Linked DNA regions of Homo sapiens: region 2 is linked to region 1. Evidence: read pairs that join two places in POLR2A ChIA-PET (ENCODE). Cell type or tissue: A673. All regions are shown on one strand. Links, peaks and the distances in the headings refer to the core of each region. The heading gives the core; the rest is flanking DNA.

Region 1 (8,480 bases), core at 267-8,266:
TTGGTGTGGCTATGGTATAAAATTGTGCAAGGGGGAGGGAGAAATAAATTCAGAAAGTTAGTTGGGATTTTATTTTCCTGTTCAAAGTGAATGCAAATTCAATCTCAAGCGTGTCTAACTAAAAAGATAATTAATTAGCTTATGTTACTGAAAAATCCAGAGTTAGATAAATGTAAGCTTTCAGTCTCTCAATTCAGGGTCTGATGCAATTAGTAAGACTCAGTTTCTTTCTCTTCATCGTTGAGCTCTGCTTCCCCTCTGTTGGGTTCATATTCAGCTACAGACTCTCCTCATCATAAAATGGGCCTTTGCCTTGTATCCTGAACCAGGTCCCTTCCATGTTTGACCTGTAATTTCTTCTCATTGAATCAGTTTGGTCACTTGCCCATTCCTGATCCAATGCTGCTCTGCACCATTTGGCCAGGTGTATGGTGCTACTTTACCATTGAAGTTGAGAATAGAGCTACATTTGAATAATATAGGGGGCATGGGTCCTGGCAAATTAAAAAAAAAAACTATAATCCATCCCTTAGGCTAGCAAAAGTACAAACAGAACCTTATTCTTAAATTCCTTTTTCCCAGTTACTACATTCACTCCAAGTCTATGGCCTCTGGTCAATATTAATTCCTTCTCATCAGGTCTGGGTGTAGTTCCTCATGGTCATCAAGCATCATCAAACAAGTAGAGAGTTTATCTTTGTCATATGCAAAACACATTGATAGAAAATACAAATATGTACCACAAAACTTCCATTGGATGGAAAGAATGGGAAACAAAACACGGTGGCCTATCTGGCTCAAAAAGAATAGCAAGGATTATTTGCTCCATTTTCCCTGACACTGTAAGTTCTTTTGTCAGCAGACCTGAATTAGTCACCCTAGTTGTATTTTACTCTATAGTTTTCCTTATTTTTGTCCTCAGTGGTCATGTGTGAGATGTGTGTGTTGGGTATCCCCCATCTGTTTCCCTTGCTATCCGATTAGGAATTTGGGATATGCTTTAGTGGTTGTACTTGCAGCCTGTTTTATTCCAGTGTTGATAGGACAATTCCATTAAAACTTAAGTGGACTTTCAATCTGTCCTCTAGACAATTCCATGGGCCAGTGCCAAAGGCCAGAAATCTCCTCAAGCTGGTCTTTGTATGAGAACTAGGCCCCATGTTTTTCTTAATTAATACCCGCCTGACACATTGCTCTGCCTATCTTCCTTACCCTGAGAATCTGCATCTTGCCCCTGCCTTGGGCCATTTAACATAAGGACTGGGGCTGATGTGGGATCTTTATACTGAGGTGACCATCCCTCTAAGTGTAGTTTAAAAGAGGAGCTTTTCGAAGAATCCTGAGGAGGATGGCTTCTCTCTGGTTTTAATATTACCTCCTGTGATTGCTCCTACTTCCCTGCTTTTGCTGGCAATAACTTTAGTTTGGAGGAGAGAATCCAGCTGTCTGAACTTTCAAATTTTTCTGTGACCTCGAATGGAAAGTCTCAGGCAAGAAAGGTATTTCTTGGTAAAGCCATATATTTTTTTCTTCCTGTCTTTACTTAGAGGAACAGATTTCAATGTCAGCTTCTTTTTAAAAAGAAGACTTACAGTGAACCATAAGAACTAGCAAGCATATGCCACAATTCTACATTTTTTAAATTCAAGACGATTAGTTCTATTGTCTCAGTAAGGATAGCTTCTGAACACCAAGCTAATACGTGTGTAAATTTACCTATTTGTAACCTCCGTTACCAAATTACAAGTGTTACCCAGCACGAAGTGTTAGAGTCCTCCTCCCTCCTTGATTCTTCCAATTATGAATTTAGTGTTTGTCATTTGCATTGTTCCATTCTTAGTGTTAGCTTTTGTATGTTCTGATGGCACGTGAGAGAAAAGACAATCCAGAGTATGACAAAGGGGGTTTATAGACTAACACAACTGAAAAGGCCAGGGTTTGCTTGAGCCAGGGGGATGTTAACAGGATCAAGTTTTTCTTTGTTCGTGTTTAAGATTCACATCTTCTTTGTTGACTTGTTTTTCAGATAGTGTGCTTGTTTGAGTTGTGTCGATTTTGTGAAAGATGGTCAGATACTGTGTTAGATAGGTGAGAAATAATTGAATCAGAATTATGGATTTGCCTAGACAGGAAAATACAGATGAAAAGAGAAGGATACCAGGCTAGAATTCTGGAATATACCAATGCTTAGTGCAAAGGAAGAAGTGATGATAAAGGAGGGGGAGAAACAGCAGTAAAAATGTAGTTAAAATACTGGGGTAAGTCTTTTTATGACTTCACTAGACTAGTATATAAACTAATACTTTCAAAGAAAAGTTGCATATTTAAAAGCTTTGACAATTTTTAATGCATTTTTGATAGCACATGATTCTGAAAAAATAAATGAGAAGTTGGTTTTTTGAAAAGAAAGAATAAATTGGGAATAATAACCAAACATAACAGTGAGTTATTTTATTTGAGAATAAAACAACTATAAAGACAGAAAGTGAGTAAAAAGTAATCTGTTCTTAGAAAAAAGAGTTTGACAGTTTATCCAAGTTTATCATAGAATACCTGTATAAGTACACTATTTTAGGTGCTTTAACATTTTGGAACATTCCAATTTTGTTATTTATCAATAACACTTTCAAATGTTTCCTAATAAGAAACACATGTATCACATATAAATTTGTTATTCTACCATTACTTCTACTTTTTAGAATTGTTCTTTTCAGATCAATTCTTGAGTGTTCATTTCACCAGAGCCAACACCTAAACAGAGAACCCCAGGGAAATTCAGGTTTTGTGGTTTGTATTGCAGCTTCTCAGGAAGCTAGCATGAAGTTGTGTAATGTCTTTCTATCAGCTATTCCTTGTGGGTATAGTGAGCTATTTTCTCATGATTAGACTCTATAATTACAGACATTTAATAACAAATCATGTCATGATGGGCCTAGGAATTTCAGCCATAAAATTGGCACTTGCCAAATATCAATTATAAAACTCAAAGCATTATATAGATATTGGTAGTATTGTTTTGTTCTCAGACCATCAGCACATATGCATAACAATTATTGTCATTGCCACATAGATTTTAAATCCCTTTGGGAAGATAATGCCTGCCTCAGTGATAATAGTATTTATCGTTTGATCTTTCTGCCTAAGGTATTAGAAGTTACTAACTCCCAGAGTCTTTTGATTTCTTTGAGTAGCTTTTTGTTAAAAAAAAAAAGCCAACAACACACACAAACATCAACCATAGTGAAGCACAATTAGAAGAAAAGGTAAACTGCTAGTTAGAGACTGCCCATGAACTCGGATAGTGAGTGAGATATTTCAGTGTCAAGTATATCAAGGGACTTGAAATCACTCTCAGACTCCTCCCGTAAGACTTTCAGCTCAGTGTTTTTTAATTGACAAAATAAAAATTTATATACTTATGATATACAATATGATGTTTTGAAATATATACACATTGTGAAATGGGTAAATTAAATTAATTAACATATGTATTACCTCAGCTACTTATCATTTTTATGTGGTGAGAAAGAACACTTGAAATATACTCTCTTAGCAATATTCAAGTATACAGTGTATTGCCACTAACTATAGTCACAGTCTCTTGAACTTATTTCTTCTATCTATCTGAAATTTTGTATCCTTTCACCAACATCTCTGCAATCTCAACCCCTACATTGCCCCGACCCTTCACCACCACACAGCCCCTGGTAACCACCATTCTACTTCTGCTTCTAAGAGTTCACCTTATTTAGATTCCACACAAAAGTGAGATAATGCAGTATTTGCCTTTCTGTGCCTGGCTTATTTCAGTTCACATAATGTTCTCTAGGTTCATCTATGTCATTGCAAATGATAGATTGTTTTAACACACACATAAAAATGAAACTCTGCTGTTATGTAAGACAAAATTCAAAGAGGGAACCAAGTTTGTAAAGCAAAAGCAGTAAACAAAAATTCCAAATTGTCATCTAAATGATATGTGAGATAAAAAAGTGATTAAAATTTATAACTGTAGACTATTAGAACAATAAAAATGAGAACCCTATATTAAAACTAATATAAGTGGTTCAAAGCTAAATTCGAATGTGATTACATGGTTAAACAACAACACAAAAAAAGCAAACTAAACCTTCAACTTAGAATGGTCCAGAAAAAATTAAAAGGACACACACACACATACACACACACACACAGAAGAGAGGAATAAAAGAAACAGGAAGGAAGGAATTAAAGTAAGGAAATTAGAGAACAACAAAAAAACAGTTGAACTGCAAGGGAAACCATGAGAGTTGATTCTTTGGGGAAAAATAGTAAAGCTAAACTTGTGGAAACTATAATAACGAGATAAAAATTTTTCAAGAGAGAAAAGGAATGTAACAATGTTTAAGTAGGATATTAAAATTATGAGACTATTGTATACTCAATGCTAATACATTTAAACATTTCTATGAAATAATTGTTTTGTAGAAGATAATAAACTTCTAAAATATATCAAGAATAGAAAGTAAAAAATACATTTTGAAAAATTATTTCCACATAAAACTCTAAACAAAAACAGATGACTTATTACAGATTTACAAGGAATGGATTTAACATTTCCATGCCAAATTGTGTGGCCAAGAGTATCGAAAAGGATGGAAAGTGATCTAATTAGGTTTTTGAAGGCAGTATAGTTTTGAAAGTCTCATCACTTATATAATTGTAAACATAAACATTCAAAATAAAACTGATTATTGAGAAAATAATCACTATTTTCAAGTAGTTTTATTCTGTGAAACAACGGTTAAATATTAGAAAATATATGATGTAACACAAATTATATGTCCAATAATTAAAAAAGCTTATTTTAAAAGAGGCTAAAATATATTTAATAAAATTAATCGTTTGACTATGTGTCACAGCTCTCAGAAAATGAGGATGGAAAAGCTCTTTTTTGATTGCAGTCTTTTCCCCTATTCCACACCATGCACCCACTTTTGTGTTTCTACTTTGTAGTCTTTCACCAAATTTTTTATTTCGCATATTCCTCTTAGCCCTACTTTTTATCCTTTTGGCTCAGTTTCTCTACTAATCCCTAGGATGATCGTGGTTTGAATTAACACAGGTCTTCAATACATTTTTCCTACCACATTACTTTTCACCAACCCCCTCCCACCTCCTATCTTCATTTACCTTTTAGCCTTCTCTAAATTCCAAGATGAACCATCATAATCACTCCCTTGCAAACAGATTCATCTCCTTTGTTATCTGAACCCCTTGTAACAATTGTCAATATCTGAGCCTCAATTAACCCAGCTACCCACCTATACCATGCTTGCAACCCAATAGCTTAACGGGGAAAAGTCCAACTGATTTCACTTTAATTTGTTAACCACAAGCTTCAAAACACCCTCCGCCCTGTCTGACACTCCTACTCATTTTCCGATTGTCTGAGATGACTGTGTTATCCTTCATGTTCTTGTCCCCAAGTTCTTCCGCTATCTTTCGCAAGCCTTGCTCTCAGAAGATTATTTAGTGTTATAATTCATGGGTTAATTAGATGCAGGATATCAGAACATCCTCTACTTACCTAAAATTATAAAAACTTAGCTACGTTTGTATCCATAATGCTGTAGTCTACTTGTTAACATGGAAGACGTGCCTGTTCTCCAACAAGGCCAAGTCCTCCACCGAAGATTGGTCACTTTCACACAAAAGAAATCTAACAACTTTCTTCATTCTGCTTGTTAAAATGGAAGCGCCCCTGCGCTAATCACAGGTGAACCTTTCTGTTCACCTGAATTTTATTCCTTGGGGCTTCTGAAGACTTCTTTACCTGCCTCCATTTGAATCACATCTCTCTCTCTCAGATTGGTTCAATCTGACTGATGCGTAGTCAGACTCTCAGGGTGTCTTCGAACTTTTTCTCTATAAAGAGCAACGGACAGTCCCAACAAAAATAACAAAATTTTGATCACGCATTAATTTCTCTGCATCCTTCTCAGCAACAGGACATATAATTGTCCTCACTCGTCGCCTTCATTTTATTCCTTTGCATTCACTTTTTGTCCTACTTAAATAATTTTAATGTAGTTTTTTGAGAAGGCAATATATGACTGTCTTAAAAAATTTGAGCAGTACAGAATGTTAGCACCCTTCTATCATCAATCCCCAATACTAAGATTTCTCCAAGTTGAAGTGATTTTTTTTTGCATAGATTAAAGTATGCTTTGCTTTTCCACTTATCAAGGAGATCTTTCATGAAGTGTACACAGGTATGTCTCATTCCTTTTAACCACTTCTGGGCTTGCTGTCACATAAATGTATTTACACAGTTCCCTACAATGAAGATTTATAATGCTTGCAATCTCTTGCTAACACAGAAAATACGGCTGGGAAAATCTTTGTAATTATATTTTTATGCCATGTATTTATGGGATACACTCTTAAAAGTGGGATTATTGAATCCAAAGGATATGTTTATTTATAATTTTGGTAAATGTTGGAAAATTGCCTTCCAGATGTTTTACTAACTTAAATTTATACCAGTACTGTATAAGAGTGCTTGATTCTCCACACCTTCACTAATACAGTGTAGTAAGAGAATTTTGCTTTTTGCCAAATGCAGTATTTGAAAACTTGATATCCAAATGCAATTATAATTTACATTCATTTTATTATGACTGAGGCTGATCATATTTTCAAATTTTAAAAGGCTTTGCGTTTCTTTTTATTTCTGAATTCATGTCTTTGCCCATTTTTTTTACATTGGTTTGTTTATAATTTTCTCATTAGTTTGTATGGGCAATGTATATATATATGTTAAGAAAATAAACATTTCAGCAGCTGGATTACTAAAATATTTAAGCTAGTAAGTTTGTAAATTTTTTTCTTTTTCTTAAATTTATTAAGTTTAAAACTTAATTTTGATGGACTCAAATTTATACATTTTTAAATAGTTTTGCACCATGTTTTGAAAGTTTTTACATCATGCTTATAAATACCTTACACTATCAAGTATATGAGAAGGTTTGCCAATGTTTTTCTTTCATTTCCTTTCAATTTTATAGTTCGGTTTTTACACTTTGAAAACATTGGTCCTTCTGAAATGTATTTAAGAAGCAAGAGAGAGAATCTAGCTCATTCGTTTTCCCTAGATGCTACCCAATTATTCCAGAATTATTTGATCCACACACCTCCCCCTGTCTGCCTCTCAATACCCATGGATTTAGAATGCCACTTTCACCAGTAACTAACAACCCATATATATTTAAGACTATATCTGACTTTTTGGTTATATTGACTATTTGTGGCCAGTGCTAGTATTTCCTATTGTTTTAGAACATTTTTTTTTCTTGTATAGCTAGCCTTTGCTTATTATTCTTCTGCTTCATATTTTCTTGGATATTATTACACGTTTATTTTTTCTTTGTAGACTTTAGAATCAATTCATAACATTCCTAATCATGAGAGAAATACAAATCAAAACCACAATGATATACCATCTCACACCAGTCAGAATGGTTATTATTAAAAGTTAAAAATCAACAGATACTGACTAGGATGTGGAGAAAAGTGAATGCTTATTCACTGTTGGTGGAAAGATAAATTAGTTCAGCCCCTTTGGAAAGCAGTTTGGAGATTTATCAAAGAACTAAAAATAAGACCACCATTCAACTCAGCAATTCCCTTACTGGGTATCTACCTGAAGGAAAAGAAATTGTTTTACCAAAAAGACACCAGCGCTCGTATGTTCACCACAGCACTACTCACAATAGCAAAATCATGGAACATCCTAGGTGCCTATCAACAGTGGACTGGATAAAGAAATTGTGGTACACATACATAATAGAATACTATGCAGCCATTAAAAAAATAAAATTATGTCCTTTGCAGCAACATGGCTGCAGCTACAGGCCATTATCCTAAGTGAATTTGAGCAGGAACAGATAATCAAATACCACATGTTTTCACTTATAAGTGGGAGCTAAACACCGGGTACATGCGGACACAAAGATGGAAATAATAGACACTGGGGACTCCAAAAGGAGGGAGGGAGGGAAGGTGGCAAGGATTGAAAATTACCTATTGGGTATTGTGTTCTCTGTTTGGGTAACGGGTTCAGTAGGAGCCCAACCTCCAGTATCATGTAACATATCCATGTAACAAACCCATACGTATATCCCCTGAAATTAAAATAAAAATAACAACAACAACAACAACAACAACAAAGTTTTATGAAAAACTCTGGAATAAATTCATTTGTATTGAGTTAAATGAATAAATTATCTTAGGGTAATAGATATATTTATAATGAGTCATTTCATCAAAGCACAATAAAAAATTTAAACTGTTTACTCTTTTAAAACTTAGGTAGTTTTATTATTATTTTATGAGTCTAGACTTCCTGGAGTTCTTATTAGATTTATTTGTAATTTAATGCTACCCAGAGTTTTAAAAAATTACATTTTTTAGCTGCTTATTGTTGCAGTCACTCAAGA
Region 2 (8,480 bases), core at 407-8,406, 130 kb before region 1:
TTTGAGATTGCCACAAAAGGATGGGTAGGGGAAAACAGACCTTTTAGTAGATAGCTATCTGCATTCTGTTTCAATGAGTGAGCTGAGTGGAGCTGGTATGCGTTCTTTGATTTCTTTCAACAAACATTTATAAAGTACCTGCACTGTATAAAGTATAATGCTGGTTGCTATAGAGAATACCCAGTGAATCATTCTTAGAGGCATTAAGTTGTAATCTTCATGAAAGCAAGAACTTTGTCTTTTCTAGCAGGGGAAGCATCGTGGTAGGCAGGCGGATGTTTTTGAAATCCACACGAGTCACTCGTTTTATCTCCTTAGGCAGGTTGCTATCCTCTCTGAACATTTTTCTTCAATTGTAATATGGGAAAAATATATACTATTCTGGATTATTTTGATGATTAGGAACTTTTAATGTGAAGTGCTATAGCAGAGTTCTGAAATATTTTAGCAAGGTTATTTAAAGGGCTTGATTTTGTAGCTGTTTTCTAACCCAAGAAGTATAGAAACATAGAAGGGAAAATTCTATATGTATATGTAAAAGTAATTTTTAAGAAAAGTTTAACTCATAAAAGCAAAATTTATTTTTAGTGGCCAGAAAATAATTAGGCTGTCAAAATTAATTTATTTTTTCAAAAGAGAACTGATTTTTGTAAAAAAGTGTAAGTTAAAATAGCTATTAGATTTGTTTGCTACATTAGGTTCTGTTAACCATAACCAAAACTGAGTTTTAATATAGTCATTTAGCTTATCTTTACTTATTTTTGTCATTTTCCTTTAAAAATCTATATTATAGAAAAAAATTGATAGAAATTCTATATTAATAATAAAAGTAATACACATCAAGTTAAGCAAAAGAAGGTTTTCAGTGATACTATTCCTTCAGATATAAATGAACATGTTTTACTTGTTTCTAATTTGATTTTATAGATTTAGTTCCAAATAGTGGTGCTTTACTTCACTGAAGAAAGCATTTAAAAATTTTATTACAGTAAGGTTATTTCATTTCCATGTTAAATTTATTGCCTAATAGCAATTCATTCTATAAATCAGAATTTCATAAAATGCAAAAATTTTTTTTTAGTCTGAGTGTTCTTTTTAAATCTTTACAGGAAAATGGATGTGTCTTTGACAGAGACTATTTTCATGTATCTCTGCTTGTGCAAATTATAGAACATAAATTTTCTTTCTCCAAAAATAGATTGTTGCTTGCCTGGTGACTCCAGTCTTTCTGTGGCATAGTGATGTTTGGCTTCTGGTTCTTATTGAGAGGTGCAGTATATGGATTTTAAACATTGCAGCTATAGAAATCGATCCAAATGTATAATAACCTTAGAATACTTTTACTTATACGTAAAGAAATACTGTGTCATTACGTGTCATTTATTAATGTGGAAGAAACTAGAGATTCTTCCCTGGGTTGGTATACACTGACATTTATTTTTAAACATGGAATTCTAAAGTAGAGGTGGAATAGAGCAATGAATGCTCTTTACAGAGGCAGAGGCACAAGGAAGCCTATGCCCATTTTTAGATTTCTATATTGCAGACTATTTTTACATTTCTCTTCATTCATCAACTGCTCTTCAAGTCAAATATGCATGCTCACTAATTTAACAGGCACCTGTTGTCATGGCAGCAGAGAACAAAAATGAAATTCATTATTTTATGCGGTGAGAGTTCGCAGGTGATACAGATGCTGGCGGGGGTGGAGCAGGGGGGAATACTGTGGGCTTTTGCTTTGTATAGCTCCCCAAGCAAGAGGCTGTGTCTATATTAACAAGTGCCATGGGATTGTGGGATTTGTCCGAGGTTGCATTCTTTACAATCTAGTGTCCCTTTATACACTCATTAGACTACATGGGGCCAACTCTAGTTCTATTGATAATATGGCAACCATACAGTGGTTTTCATCAAGACAAATTCATGAAAAGGGATTTTCCAGTGTAAGTTATTAGCTGATAAACAAATAAGTCCATGTGTTTTTGCATCTGTCTGTCTGAAGGGATGCTGGTAATGATAACGATTCTCACTGTCTTTTTCCCTTTTTGAAATAATTAAAATAATTGTTGAAAATGGAACTTTTTTCTAAATGAGATATCCAATGAGGTAACTTGGATTGAAAGAAATCTTCCAGAAAACTGCTAATTATAGAAAAGCATTTCCTTTGGTTATTTCTGTCAACCTGCCTAGTATGTATTTATTGAATGCCTATTACATACATGGCATTATGGCGGACCCTCTGTGAGATATGAGAATTCGTTATCCATGGTTAGTTAATTTAAACCCACATAAAGAAACTAACCAAAAGCACACAGCAAGCACAGGCCATTCCATTATTTGGCCTGTTCAATTTTTTTTGCACTTTATTCAGTGTATGCTGCATTTAAAAAAATCCGTTATCTTGATAAGCCACCATCATTTGGTTTATTTGACTCTTCCCAATACAAAACAGTGCTTTGGAGGAGCATTGTAAATAGCCAAATACAAAGTGGGTGCCAACTTTCAGCAGGGTTCATTCAATAACAAACATTTATTGAGTACCTACTATGTGGTAGGCATTGGGTGAAATACTATGGTGAATGTTAAATTCCACCAATCACATGTCTTATTGCATATTTATACTTTCTCTCTGATATGCATTCTTCTTTCTAAAGATGCAGTTTTTAAATGCTAAAAACAAATCATTTGAAAAGAGATGGTGAGGATCTTAAGATGCTGACTTACCAAACCAGAAACACACACACCTACATACACACTTGTGATTATACCCTCACTTAGACCCTTAAAGAGGTGGAAAAACAGAAGTTTATCTAATTTAACTAACAGATTTGAATGAGAATAACATTTGGATGATGGGAATTTCCTACCTATGTTAGGAAGAACATCCTCATTTTACCCTGTTTTTAGCTGTCAAGCACATTCTGCCTGTGTTTCCTTTAGTTGTCATTCTTTTACTGTTTTCACCTGATGCCCTACCCACTTGCCTTCAACCTTTCTTCCAGCTCTGCATGAGAAAATAAAAATGAAACTTGCAGACACATAAAAAATTTTTAGCTTTTTTTTTTATAGGCACAGTGCATTTTCTGGGGGTCCTGCTATGTTGCCCAGGCTCGATTTGAACTCCTGGGCTCAAGCAATTCTCCTGTCTCAGCCTCTTGAGTAGCTGGGACCGTAGGTGCACATAACTGCACCTAGCTAACAATACCCTTCTTCACCTTTCTATCTGACTACCTGCCCTAATGTTCCCCTTACTCTCAGTAATGTGGTCTCCTATTGCGCCACTCACAGTAGGATCCAAGGACCCATGCCACTTTATACCAGTTCATGATGAGATAATGCAAAGTTACAAGTAAGCATTTAGAAACTTTGATAATAATTTGATAGAATAATTTTGCCTGCTGAATCTAACAAGATGTTTATCTGGTATTTTCCATTTCAAAAACTTTATTTCTCTGATGATTAATCATTTTTTTAAACAAAACAATAGTCTACATAGAGAAGCACTGGCCAAATACACTTATTGTATCTCTAAAGATGCCTTTGGATTTCTTACCTCCATGCCTTTGCCTGGTTTTTAGCTAACACTGCCTGGCTCTTAAAATTTAACTGTAATGTCATCTCCTTCATGAGCTTTTCTCTGAAATCCTACGGAAGTTCTTTGTATTTCTGACGAAACCTTTATAACTAATATTTTAAATTCAGTATCATTTAACGTTCTACACAAATGCGCCTCCTTTTTGCAGTATCGTTTTGGAGACTACCCCCGAGAGATACAATCAGGATGGATAAGAGCATGGACTTTAAAGCTGTAGATACCTGGACTGGAATCCTGAGTTGTGTCATTTAAGAGTTGAGAGGCCTTGGGGAGGTCAACTAGCCCTTTTCTGCCTCAGTTTCCTCATTTATCAAATGAGACTATTGGTATCACCTATGTCTTAAGGTTACTATGAGGATTAAATGAAATAATACATGTGAAGCATTAAGTATACAGTTCCTGGCACATACTAAACACTCAATATAAAACTGCTATTAATATTTTTATTATTAATATTAGCAGCATTTTATATATATAAATAAAATAAAAATATAGTACTTTTTTTTTTTTTTTTTTTTTTTGAGACGGAGTCTCACCCTGTCGCCCACGCTGGAGTGCAATGGGGCGATCTCGGCTCACTGCAACCTCCACTTCCCGGGTTCAAGTGATTCTCCTGCCTCAGCCTCCTGAGTAGCTGGGATTACAGGTGTGTGCCACCACGCCCGGTATCTTTAGTAGAGATGGGGTTTCACCATGTTGGCCAGGCTGGTCTCAAACTCCTGACCTTGTGACCCACCCACCTCAGCCTTCCAAAGTGCTGGGATTACAGGCATGAGCCAGCATGCTCGGCCAAAATATAGTACTTTTTATTGCCTTCATCCAAGCATTGCCTGAAATTAGTGATTTAATCATACTGTTTTGAGGAAAAAGAAGATGTGAAGAAACTGACACAATTTCTTGATAGGCCCATTTTTGAAGACATAGCTGGTGTGGGTAGTGTGCATAGGGTTGGAACATCTTTAGGTTTCTGCAGATTTCTAATGGGTTTTGGTGAACTAGGACAGTGCTGCAGAGGCACCCTTGTGTAGGTGCTGCAAGCATAAGTCGAATCACTCATGAGATGCTTTTTTCCTACATGCAAAACTAACACTACCAAAGGAAAATGGAATTAAAAAAAACTTTAGAAGAAGGAAATATATCTAAAAATATCCCACCACCACCACCAAAAAATTTGGCTGGAACACCTGGGTTTTTCTGAGTATAATTTTAGTTAGGTAAACATTGAAAAAATGTATTTTCCTAAGAAAGGAAAGACTCATTTTATGGAAAATGGTGATTGGCAGTATTTTAAGATGCAGAAGATTAGTTTTGGAAAAGACATTCCTGTTTTAAAGAATAAGATGTGAATTTGAACAAGCAGCAATAATGAGGACTAACACTCATTATTGCTTAGCTGACAAAATGTATCCCCAAATAGCCTTCTTGTAGGATAGTTACCTACGCAGACACGTAGATGTACACTACAGTGCTTAATCATGCAGTAGTTAAGTGAATGTTTTAAGTGTGCACTAAACAAGTATATTAAAACCATATTATGGATTCATAGCTATGTAGGATATGCTTTATTAGGCTTTAAAAATTAGATAAGCTGTCTTAAAAGTAAGCATAAATATGCTCAATAGAAAACTAAATTAACTGCCTAACAAAATGGCACTGAATTTAAGGGTGTAGATTATGTTTTTGTGGTCAAGTTATTTTTGGTATATTGAATATGAATTCAAAAGGAAACCTATAAACAAAATTCTGAGAAGAGCTAGAGAACATGAATTAAGAGGTACGTAAGCCCTTGCTAGACAAGGGCAATAATACAAAGACGTAATTTACTATAGTTGGAGCATAAGGAAAACAAAGTAAAACCTAGATTATTTGAGACCTTACAGCTGATTTTACATCTGCAGGTGTACACACAGTGTTCGTGCACGCGCACACACACACACACACACACATATGCCCATCAAGTACATATATAGATCTGAAAAAAATTAGTGGCAACATTTTCTATAAGAGAAGTTGGGCTGAATGCACACACCTGTTTTCAGTAATAATGTCTCTTAGATCTGAATGGCACAACAGTCTGTCAGGGAGGTGGTGAAATCATCACAGACAGTTGAGTGATTCAAAATTAGATCAGACGAAGTACTTTAAAAGTACACTGTAGCAAACAATCTAATGTTGGTAAGGCAATAAAAAGATGACCTAAATCAATCTTTTCAACCTTTAACTTTTAATGCTTTTGTGTAGTTTAAAAATAGAAAAATATAATGTTTACAGAAGTACTGAAAGGGCCTTATCTCTAAAGAGCTTATTATTTAACATAAATATATGATATTCATGGTTTTGTTATAGAAACAGTACAAATGTAGTTATGTATCTTAGTCCTTTCCCCACTACTATGAAGTCCACAATGATGGAAGAACTAAGGGTTTGAAGAAGCATTTAAGAAATGTTTGGTAGCATTTTCTTTACGGGTTATATTCAAAACACATATGTCCAATATAATAGACTTTGATATTTAGTCAAAATTAAATAAGATTTAAGTTTTTTTATTTTTAATGTTAATGTAACTAGATAAAACAATGATGATAAAATGGTACACAGATTCTCTGAGAATCATTAGTTAATGTGTATTTAAAAAAAGGGGTGATTGAGTGGGAAGCAGCTTATAGAAAAGTTAGTTTTCATGTTCTTTCTGACCTTAACTTAAATAATTGGCAATCAGATGCAGTCTCTTTTATATCATTTGATTTCTCTTATACTCAAAGTCAGTGAAGGTACTGCGTAAAATGACTGAAATTGAGAAGAAAGGGCTCAATAAAGTTCTCTAAAAGTTTCTAATTTGTGCTTTTTTCATTCCATGTGCTATTCTAACCTACAGTGATTTGCTTGGGGCACTCTTGCTCACCTTTGGGAAACCTTCTTATTCTCATGTCAATCAAATGCACATTAACAAGCAGTGGTAACTTACTGTTCCCTGGAGTCAGTCTATGTGACTTTTTGGATGAACTATGGGTTAGACTTATGGTCCCATGGATCAGTGGCTTGGAACCAATCTTGACAGAACCCTCCTTTTCTGTGACTGTTTCTAGGCCAGCAGTGTACCCTTTGACTGGTGCAAATGCTTGGTCGCTCGCTTGCCACACATGTGACCAGCTTTACATAAACTTCATAGAAAATTGGCTTATGCTAACTTCTCTTACAATCCTTGATCTCAAGCATGCTATTTGATACAAAGTCCATTTACATACAGTAAACAGAGAAGAAAGTCCTTTGTCCAGTTCTTGAAGCTTGTTCTGGTAGCAAAGGAAAACTAAATAACCATTTCAATTTTCCATTGGAAGTGGTAATGGTGGAGAGGTGCTGACCATGGGTAACATTTGCCTTGGTGCCTAGCTCACTGATAGGATGTAGAAGATGTTCAATAACTGTTTGTTGGATAAATGAATAAATGATCATTCCAAAGTAGGCTAAATTTTGGCACTGCTTTTCGGCATCCCTTTCTAAGCAGCTGGTCTCCTAGACAGCTCCATGGGAGCTGCAGAAACACAGGAGGATGAGAAAAAGATGGGAATTTAATACCAAAAGAATAAAAGTGGCAGTGTCTGTCTAGCCATCTTTTGACTAGTTAGCCTAAAACCATTCAATATGACGTACTGGGGAAAAAAATCGTGGAATTTTGGAGACAAACAAATCCACGTCTAAATCCTCACTTTGCTACTTACTTACTAATATTCTACCCAGGGCAGGTTACTTAATGTCTCTGAGGCTGAATTTTTCTTCATTTAAAATGGATAAATTACTCTTTGTCTTAGAAGCTTGTTTTGAGATAAATAACTTTGGATGGTATGTAGGTGTGTTTCAACAAGAGTAACAGTAGTTTTCATTTTTTAAGTGTCTTATAGATGCTTGGGACAGGGACAGAGGGTGTACACATATTTTCATCAATCTTTCTACCAGGTGTTCGAGGTAAAGAGTATCATTCCTGTTACTCAGGCGTTTACATTGAGAGTCGGTGATGGAAAGGAATCTACACAAGGTTGCAGAGCTCAGAAGTGTGAAAGCAGAGATTTGACTTAAATTTATCTGATTCCTTTGCCCAGGCTTTATTTTACCTGATTCATAAATATTATTTCTTTCCTTACCCAATGGAAATGGAATTAAACAGTTCTTCTTTTTCTAATTAATCTGGTTACCCTCTTCTATAGGGTGGTATCCTTAACTCCCATAATAAACTTCAGTAGGCCCATTTTGTTCATATGTTTAGAATCTAGCTGTGGCCTCCATTTAGATAGTGCTTTTAGGTTTTATGATTTGGTCTCACATCTTTTCAATAGATTTCTTCTATGTGATTTCAAGTTAGCTTACTGTAATACTGAAGTCCAGATAGGCTAGGGGATGCAATAAACTTTTTGTGGCAATGAAGTAACTCCAATTTCCCATAAGCCACCTGAGGGAGAAAACAAGACAGAGCCTTCCAGACACATAGAAGTACAATGGTGTTTCTTCTGCTGTGCGTGGAGTCAGAGATTGTGCTGGCCATGTGTCTGTATGTGATGTCAGTGGGAACTTTGAATATTTAGGGTGGAGATGCCTAACTTGGATAATCTGACTTTGGATCTATTAGCAGAAGCTGGAAATGCTTATAACTATGACTGAGTCAGAAGGATATGAACCTTGGACTTGTTCTGACAGTTGCCTTTAATTAAATGAGCCTGGCCCTCTTAGATTCTGGCAAGTCAGCTATTCAGAAAGCACTGATCTTTGAAAATCTTGTAACTTTCCCAAGTTTTGTTTTCACTCAGCATCTTGGATTTTGTGTTTTCCATTTACAGATTTATAATCGCTTAGATACAAATTGCTGTGGATTCAGACCTCGCAAGGAAGATGC

The links. ChIA-PET counts read pairs that join two places held together with the same protein. Peaks named below come from ENCODE experiments on the same cell type or tissue, not always from the same donor. Only the 100,000 strongest peaks of a DNase experiment are listed, where the experiment ranks them.
Region 2: POLR2A ChIA-PET joins it to region 1 with 12 read pairs; 2 of 35 experiments call an interaction of 5 or more read pairs at or near these places.

The regions. Positions count from the first base shown.
Region 1 is chr4:157,997,732-158,006,211 of GRCh38, reverse strand. All of the region lies in intron 1 of LOC105377509 (a long non-coding RNA gene), which reads left to right. Among named protein-coding and RNA genes, the nearest start is that of GASK1B-AS1, 170 kb to the left of the region's middle. In A673, for the core only: no CTCF peak of the experiment used is centred there; a DNase peak (open chromatin) is centred at 4,231; H3K27ac peaks cover 829 bases.
Region 2 is chr4:158,130,957-158,139,436 of GRCh38, reverse strand. It overlaps GASK1B (golgi associated kinase 1B), which reads left to right. Exons shown (of 5, transcript NM_001128424.2): 4 at 8,425-8,480. Among named protein-coding and RNA genes, the nearest start is that of GASK1B-AS1, 36 kb to the left of the region's middle. In A673, for the core only: no CTCF peak of the experiment used is centred there; no DNase peak of the experiment used is centred there.